Linked DNA regions of Homo sapiens: region 2 is linked to region 1. The links are chromatin contacts, found by Hi-C or POLR2A ChIA-PET in ENCODE. All regions are on one chromosome and are shown on one strand. Each heading gives the region's core, a stretch centred on a gene start or an enhancer-like site at or near the end of the contact. The rest is flanking DNA. Distances are from core to core; before and after follow the strand shown.

The links. Hi-C counts contacts between places; a loop is a spot of excess contacts on that map. ChIA-PET counts read pairs that join two places held with the same protein, here RNA polymerase II (POLR2A).
Region 2: a map of naive thymus-derived CD4-positive, alpha-beta T cell shows a loop between it and region 1 (2.6-fold over the local background). The contact joins two enhancer-like sites. A Hi-C loop is called at or near these places in 1 of 168 maps with a recorded cell type or tissue (naive thymus-derived CD4-positive, alpha-beta T cell). POLR2A ChIA-PET finds 5 or more read pairs at or near these places in 1 of 52 experiments (activated B cell).

The regions. Positions count from the first base shown.
Region 1 is chr6:89,373,937-89,377,009 of GRCh38, reverse strand. All of the region lies in intron 5 of RRAGD (Ras related GTP binding D), which reads left to right. Among named protein-coding and RNA genes, the nearest start is that of UBE2J1, 23 kb to the right of the region's middle. RefSeq lists enhancers at 912-1,412, 1,413-1,913. Within about 2 kb of position 1,434, at least 12 of the 41 ENCODE cell types and tissues checked have a DNase peak (open chromatin) inside an H3K27ac peak, as active enhancers do.
Region 2 is chr6:90,216,809-90,219,881 of GRCh38, reverse strand. All of the region lies in intron 3 of BACH2 (BACH transcriptional regulator 2), which reads left to right. Among named protein-coding and RNA genes, the nearest start is that of BACH2, 78 kb to the left of the region's middle. RefSeq lists an enhancer at 1,515-2,173. Within about 2 kb of position 1,666, at least 38 of the 41 ENCODE cell types and tissues checked have a DNase peak (open chromatin) inside an H3K27ac peak, as active enhancers do.

The DNA.
Region 1 (3,073 bases), core at 185-2,684:
CATTGTCTTCACATTGAGTAGGCTGAGGAGGAGGAAGAGAAGGGGTTGATTTTGCTGTCTTAGGAGTGGCAGAAGCGGAAGAAAATCCATGTATAAGTGGACCTAGGCAGTTCAAATCTGTGTTGTTTAAGGTCAACTGTAGTGTATTCACTTTACAGATGAAAAAACTGAGGTTCAGAGTGGTTACATTTCTTACTCTTGCTCACACTATCAGTAAGGATTGGAACTGGAGTTTCAACTCAGATCTGATTCCTGATCCTCTGCTGAAAAAAATCTGTTAACATACCGTTCTTAGAAAACAGAGCTTCCTATACACTTAATATAAAATAAACAAGGAGTGGGGGAAACTGATTATGTTACCCGATGTAGAAACAATTCTACATAATTATAAATGTGCTGAACAGGTGGTGTACAGACTGACTAGGTGTGAACTAGTTGTTCATCTTATTAAGATGTTAAGGTGTTGCTATCTGTATTGTATCTGACATCCTCATCTAATCGATGAGGTAAAGCTTTTGCTCATCTTCCTCTTTACTCACTGCCTGTGACCTGCCTTACACAGCTTGACGCTCTGCCTTTCAGCTTTTGTGAGAGTCTAGTCTCCATTTTTCTCTTCCATTGCTTAAAAATCCTTTGCCCACTCAGCTCGGATTCTCTCTGTTAACTGTTAGACACACACACACACACACACACACACACACACACACACCACACACACATGGAAAGTGATACTTACAAGATTGTATTGAGGATGAAATATCATTAGGCTCATAACGTGCCTTTACCTGGTAGACTCTGGATAAATGTAGCTGCCATAATTTATTATTACTGTTATAATTAAACGCTGACATCTGGCTTTAGAAATAAACCTTATTGCCCAAGATTACTGCCCTGAAGCATTCTATTATTTTTAAACCGTTTAAATGGATGACCTTGAAATAGTCATGGAAGATGAACGCACCCTGATTACAGTGCAGATTGCCATGGTAATCAAGTACAATGAACAACACAATTAATCTGGCACATGCTTAACAATGTGCATGATCATTATTGTGCCATATGGTCATTAGCTGTAAGTGGTAAGTTGTTCATGTAAATGATGTTAATCAGAGTTACTTTTACCCAGCTAAAACAAACATGGGGAGGGAGGGGTTAGGAGGAGGTGGCCTGGCTTTGCCGTCAGATTGGTTTTTCTGTGGTGGAGTACAGTGTTCTGAGAACCCACAGGATTCAGTAAGAACCAGTCTGGGTCACAGATGGTTTGTGGGCTCTGGGGTTTCCTCAGATTGTTTGCTGGAGCAGCAACAAGCCAGTCCTGTTAACCAGCAGGAGGCAGGGTTGTGTGCAGAGCCTGGGGCCCTCTTAGGCAATGAGGAAGCAGGTGCCCTTGTAACTGGAGGCCTTGCTGCCCCTCCCCACCTGCCCAGTGGAGACCAGCAGGCCCTAGAATCAGGTGACCTGGTGCCTCAGGAATCTCTCAGCTGAGGCTGTGCCCCAGCTGGCAGCTCTGTGCTCACTCATGCACACACATGCACACGCACATATATGCACACACACATGCACACACTTTAAAATATGTTCTATCTTCATGTGTTTTCATTGCTTATAGATGAAAAACTTGAGTAGTAAAACAGTTTTTGCAGTTGCAAACCTCATCAATTTCTACTTGTAATTTTTGGTGGAGTCTGTTTTTCTAATTTGTTTAATGTTTACCTTTTTCTGATTGTGAAAGTAATACATGCTTATTGCAGAAAATACATAAAAGTCTAAAGAATAAAATTAAAGTAGCCCATAATCTCACCACCTAGAGACAGTCAGTGTTTACATTTTATATAGTTTGTTCTTATTTCCATGTGTAATTTTTAGGATAATGAGATCACATTTGTATGTGAAATTTTTCATCCTGCTTTTTTCATTTAACATTACCACCTGATAATTTTCCTGTATTATTAAATGCTGTTAATAAACAGTGTTTAATATCTATATAGTATTATATTTACTTGGAAATTTTAAATGCTATTTTCTTCATTGGGTAAAACATGTTAAATGTTTCAGTTTCTTGTTCTCAGAACATTACTTATAAGCAAGAGAGATTGAGCCTTAAAATATAGTAGTTAAAACAGTGCAATGGAAGTTAATGAATTCTGTTAAAGCATCTTTAACATTTGATGTCCAGCACTTAAAAGGTTTTTCTTTAATGTTTTGGTAGGTTATAGTGAGTTGAATCCTTTAAAAAAAACAAAAAATACGAACTTCCACAATTTACTTTTTTTTTTTTTGAGATGGAGTTTCGCTCTTGTTGCCCAGGCTGGAGTGCAATGGCATGATCTCGGCTCACTGCAACCCCCGCCTCCCGGGTTCAAGTGATTCTCCTCCCTCAGCCTCCCGAGTAGCTGGGATTACAGGCATGCACTACCACGCCTAGCTAATTTTGTATTTTTAGTAGAGACGGAGTTTCTCCATGTTGGTCAGGCTGTTCTCGAACTCCCAACCTCAGGCGATCCACCTCGGCCTCCCAAAGTGCTGGGATTATAGGCCTGAGCCACCGTGCCCACCCTCACAATTTACTTTTAAGTGGCCATGTATATGGCAGCTTAAAATACTCTCAAAACTAAAAACCTACATTTCCTAAAAATACTCTTGTGCAATTCAGGCTTTTCATTAAATCTGGCTTGATACTGTACCCCCTTGTGTATTTACAGGATTAAAGCATTAACTTTGAAATTAGCCATATCTAGGTTTGAGGTCCTGACTTTACCCCTATCGTCAGCTTTGACCAAGTTATCTTATTTTCCCCTAGCCTCAGTTTCCTTAGAAACTTAGAGGATTCTTATAGCAGACAGAGGATAATGCATTTTAAGAACTAAGAATGGTTAATATCACATAGTAAGCTTTAATAAATGCTAGTTCTCAGTGAATGTGGTAAGGTTTAACACAATTCCAATTAAGTCAAATTTCTGGTCAGTTATTCATAAATTTGGGGAGTAAAAATAAATCAGAAAATTTATGTACAGTTTTAGGTAAGGGGGAAAAGGTTTAGGGAAGTGTCCTTTGCCTGTGAGGAAAGGATTCA
Region 2 (3,073 bases), core at 417-2,916, 840 kb before region 1:
GGTGGTATGTCATCCTGTGTGAGACTGACGTCAGGCAGATTGAATGCAGAGGCAAACTTCGGGAGCGTGTGTGTGTGTGTGTGTGTGTGTGTGTGTATGTGTTTTAAAGCCCCACTCCCAGAATATGAAGTGAGTATGAAGGGCACCACAGCAACCCCTGGATCTCTCAAGAATGTACCTGTTTTTAACATGCTGGATCAAGTGTCAGCACTCAGTAGATGAGGAAGGGGTAGAGCCCGACTTGTACAGATTCCGCGGATGGTAAATGGCCCTCTGGCGTGTTTACAATACAGCTGTGCATTCTTAATGGCTCTGCCGCTGCCATGTCAGGTAAAGTTTTCTTTGTACGTGATGAATGGCAGAGAATTCTTTAGCAGAAGGAACCAAAGGAGCTGGGAGGAGGAAAGGGGAAGAGAAGAGCGGAAAAGAGAGAGAAAAAGAAACACACAGCTCCAGAGGGACATAGCCTGTGCTTTGCAGTTGCTTGTGTGGATAGAAACCAGATGGTAAGCTGGAACACCCGCTTGGCTATCTGAGGAGCCAAACATATGGTTAATGGTCGGGAGAAATAGCTTTCAGAGCCAGGGCTTTGCTGACTGCCTCATATTACAGATTGTTACAGTGTGTCATTACATTGCCAACCTAAGTGCTTAATACCCACTGCAGGCGCTGGGCATACACTTACAAGAAAGACTTTTAGCTCTTTGCTGGCTCTAAACAGAGAAGTGACATCATAGGGAGGCTGAAAATGTCTGGTGTTGGAGGTGGGGAGAAGGATAATTTTGTAGTGGAAACAACAATTTTTTTTCTTTTTTTTACAAGCCTTCACTCCACTGAAGTCTACTGTTTTCTGAGAACCTTTTAATACTAGACTGGTTCTCTCACTCTCTCAATCTCTCTTGCGTGCACTCTCACTCTCTGTGTCACACACACACACACACACACACACACACACACACACGGAAAGGAAACCGAAATTCACAGCCCAGGCCATGTCCCCCAACTCCAGTGGATTTGACAGGCCTCGTTCACCTGGAAGCCACATCACTGACTCAGAGGCCCTGCATTTGAAGTTTCTGTTTGGGGAGCTTTGGGCAACAGCAGGCCTGTGTTATCTAAGGAACTGCTGAGCCCATTCATCTGCTTTTCACGGCCCGTTTCCTTTTATTTTTAGCCAAATCCGTCAGGCCTGACAGGCGGGTAATTCGAGCCAGAGAAAGGGCAGAGCTCCAGGTCCTTTCCACAAAGCAATTCTTCTCCTCCCTCCTGGGAGGGCTCCAGACTTGGCCTGCTTCAGGCAGATGGATTTGTTGAGTCATGTGAGATCATTTACACAAAAACACAGTGAGGCAGTGGAAATTAAAAAAAAAAAAAAGAAAGAAAAGAAAAAGAGGAGGGTGGGGGAAGAGGAAAGAGGGGAAGCCAGGGGAATGTGCGCTGCCCTGCTGCTGAGGAGCATAGGAATTTTGCAGTGAGGCAGCTAGACTGAGGAATGCCTAGAGTCATTTGTGTATAAGGTAATGTCTAGTTTACAGAGTGGGGCGGGCCAGGCGAGGACGGCGCCTCCAGCAGCTTGCCTCTGTTTAAAAGAAGAAGGTGTTGGGAAACTTTAAAAAAATTTTTAGAGCAACACCCACCAAACAAAGACCACACTGTTGACAGCGTTGGGTTCCAGTAGCGGTAAACTACCAAGGGGCTGGTTTACAGAAAATGAGTTTGCTCTGTGATGTCATACAAGTTTGCTTTGTCCTGACGCCAACATGACACTGAGGCAGCAGAGGAGGGAGAACAGGAAAATTGGAACCGTACTCTTAGTTAATGGTTTCCAGAGATTATTTAGCAGGACTTGAACAGAGGGAGGAAAATATTGTGAAGGATTGCTGCGAGGTGTACCATAATTGCGGTAGGTAAAACAAAGTCATTACTATGGTTTTCTTGCTCAAGAAGGATTGAGCAATGACTTCAAAATGCCAAGTAAGGTATTATTTTTCCCTACCACAGTATTTATTTTCCTTTAGCTTCTGGGGCATTAAAAAAAAAGACCAACTCTCACATCATGGCAAACAGTATTAATGTTAGTGAATCAATTTTGTTTACTGTTTATACCACAAGCCTTTAAAACATTCCATTAAAAAATTGTCTCCCGCTCATTCATGAAATTCTTTTTTTCCTTCAAATTTGCTTACATGCATTAGCTTTGTTTGGATAGGGACTTTTTCCCTTTTTGGCTGGAGTAAAAGAATGCATAAAAGAATAGTGAGTAGATTATCTAAATGTACATTCTTACAACAAATGTAATGAAAATATGCCGCGTGGATGAGAGGGAATATTTGAAAACAGAAAGAAAAACAGAAATGGGGAGCATTTCAAAATAGTCACCCTGATTATCTTTGTTATGATGCATTTCTTCAATTCTGCATTTATTTAGAACCCTATTGTGCAGCTATTTCTTTTAGCCACCCTAGATAGAATGTAGGTCAACATCAACATTGTTCCTCATATTTTGTTGGTATTTTAAAAGTTGAAACATTTTGCAGTTTTTTCCAGAGCTAGATATTCTTAGGTTATTTAGACGGTTTTAGTGACCATAGAACTTCACGTATAAACTCCTTCTGTTAATAGCTACCACTGAATTTTGATAGTAGACACTCAGATCACACCTTGACCTGGAGTAAACAAGGCACTGATGATATTGATGATAACATAGTCCAACACTGAAGCTGTTCCACTTCTTCCAGGCAACTCTGATGGTCTTACTCTGTGTAAGTTACAGCTTTTACTTCGCTCAAGGAGAGAACTGGTAAATTTTTATGGTTGTTAATTGTTTACATTTTGGGGACCCCAAGTTGCATGGTGCCACATTATTATAATGTGATTATGAGTTGGCATGATTTTAAGTCTACCCATATCCTTGAATGTTCCCTCCCCGTCAGGATTTCCCAATCTCAGCACTATTGACATTTTGGACCAGTAATACTTTATTATGGGGTGTGTCCTGTACGTGGTAGGATCTTCAGTAGCATCATTGGTCTCACCCACTAGATGCCAGTAGCACCCTCCCCCGGGTCATGAC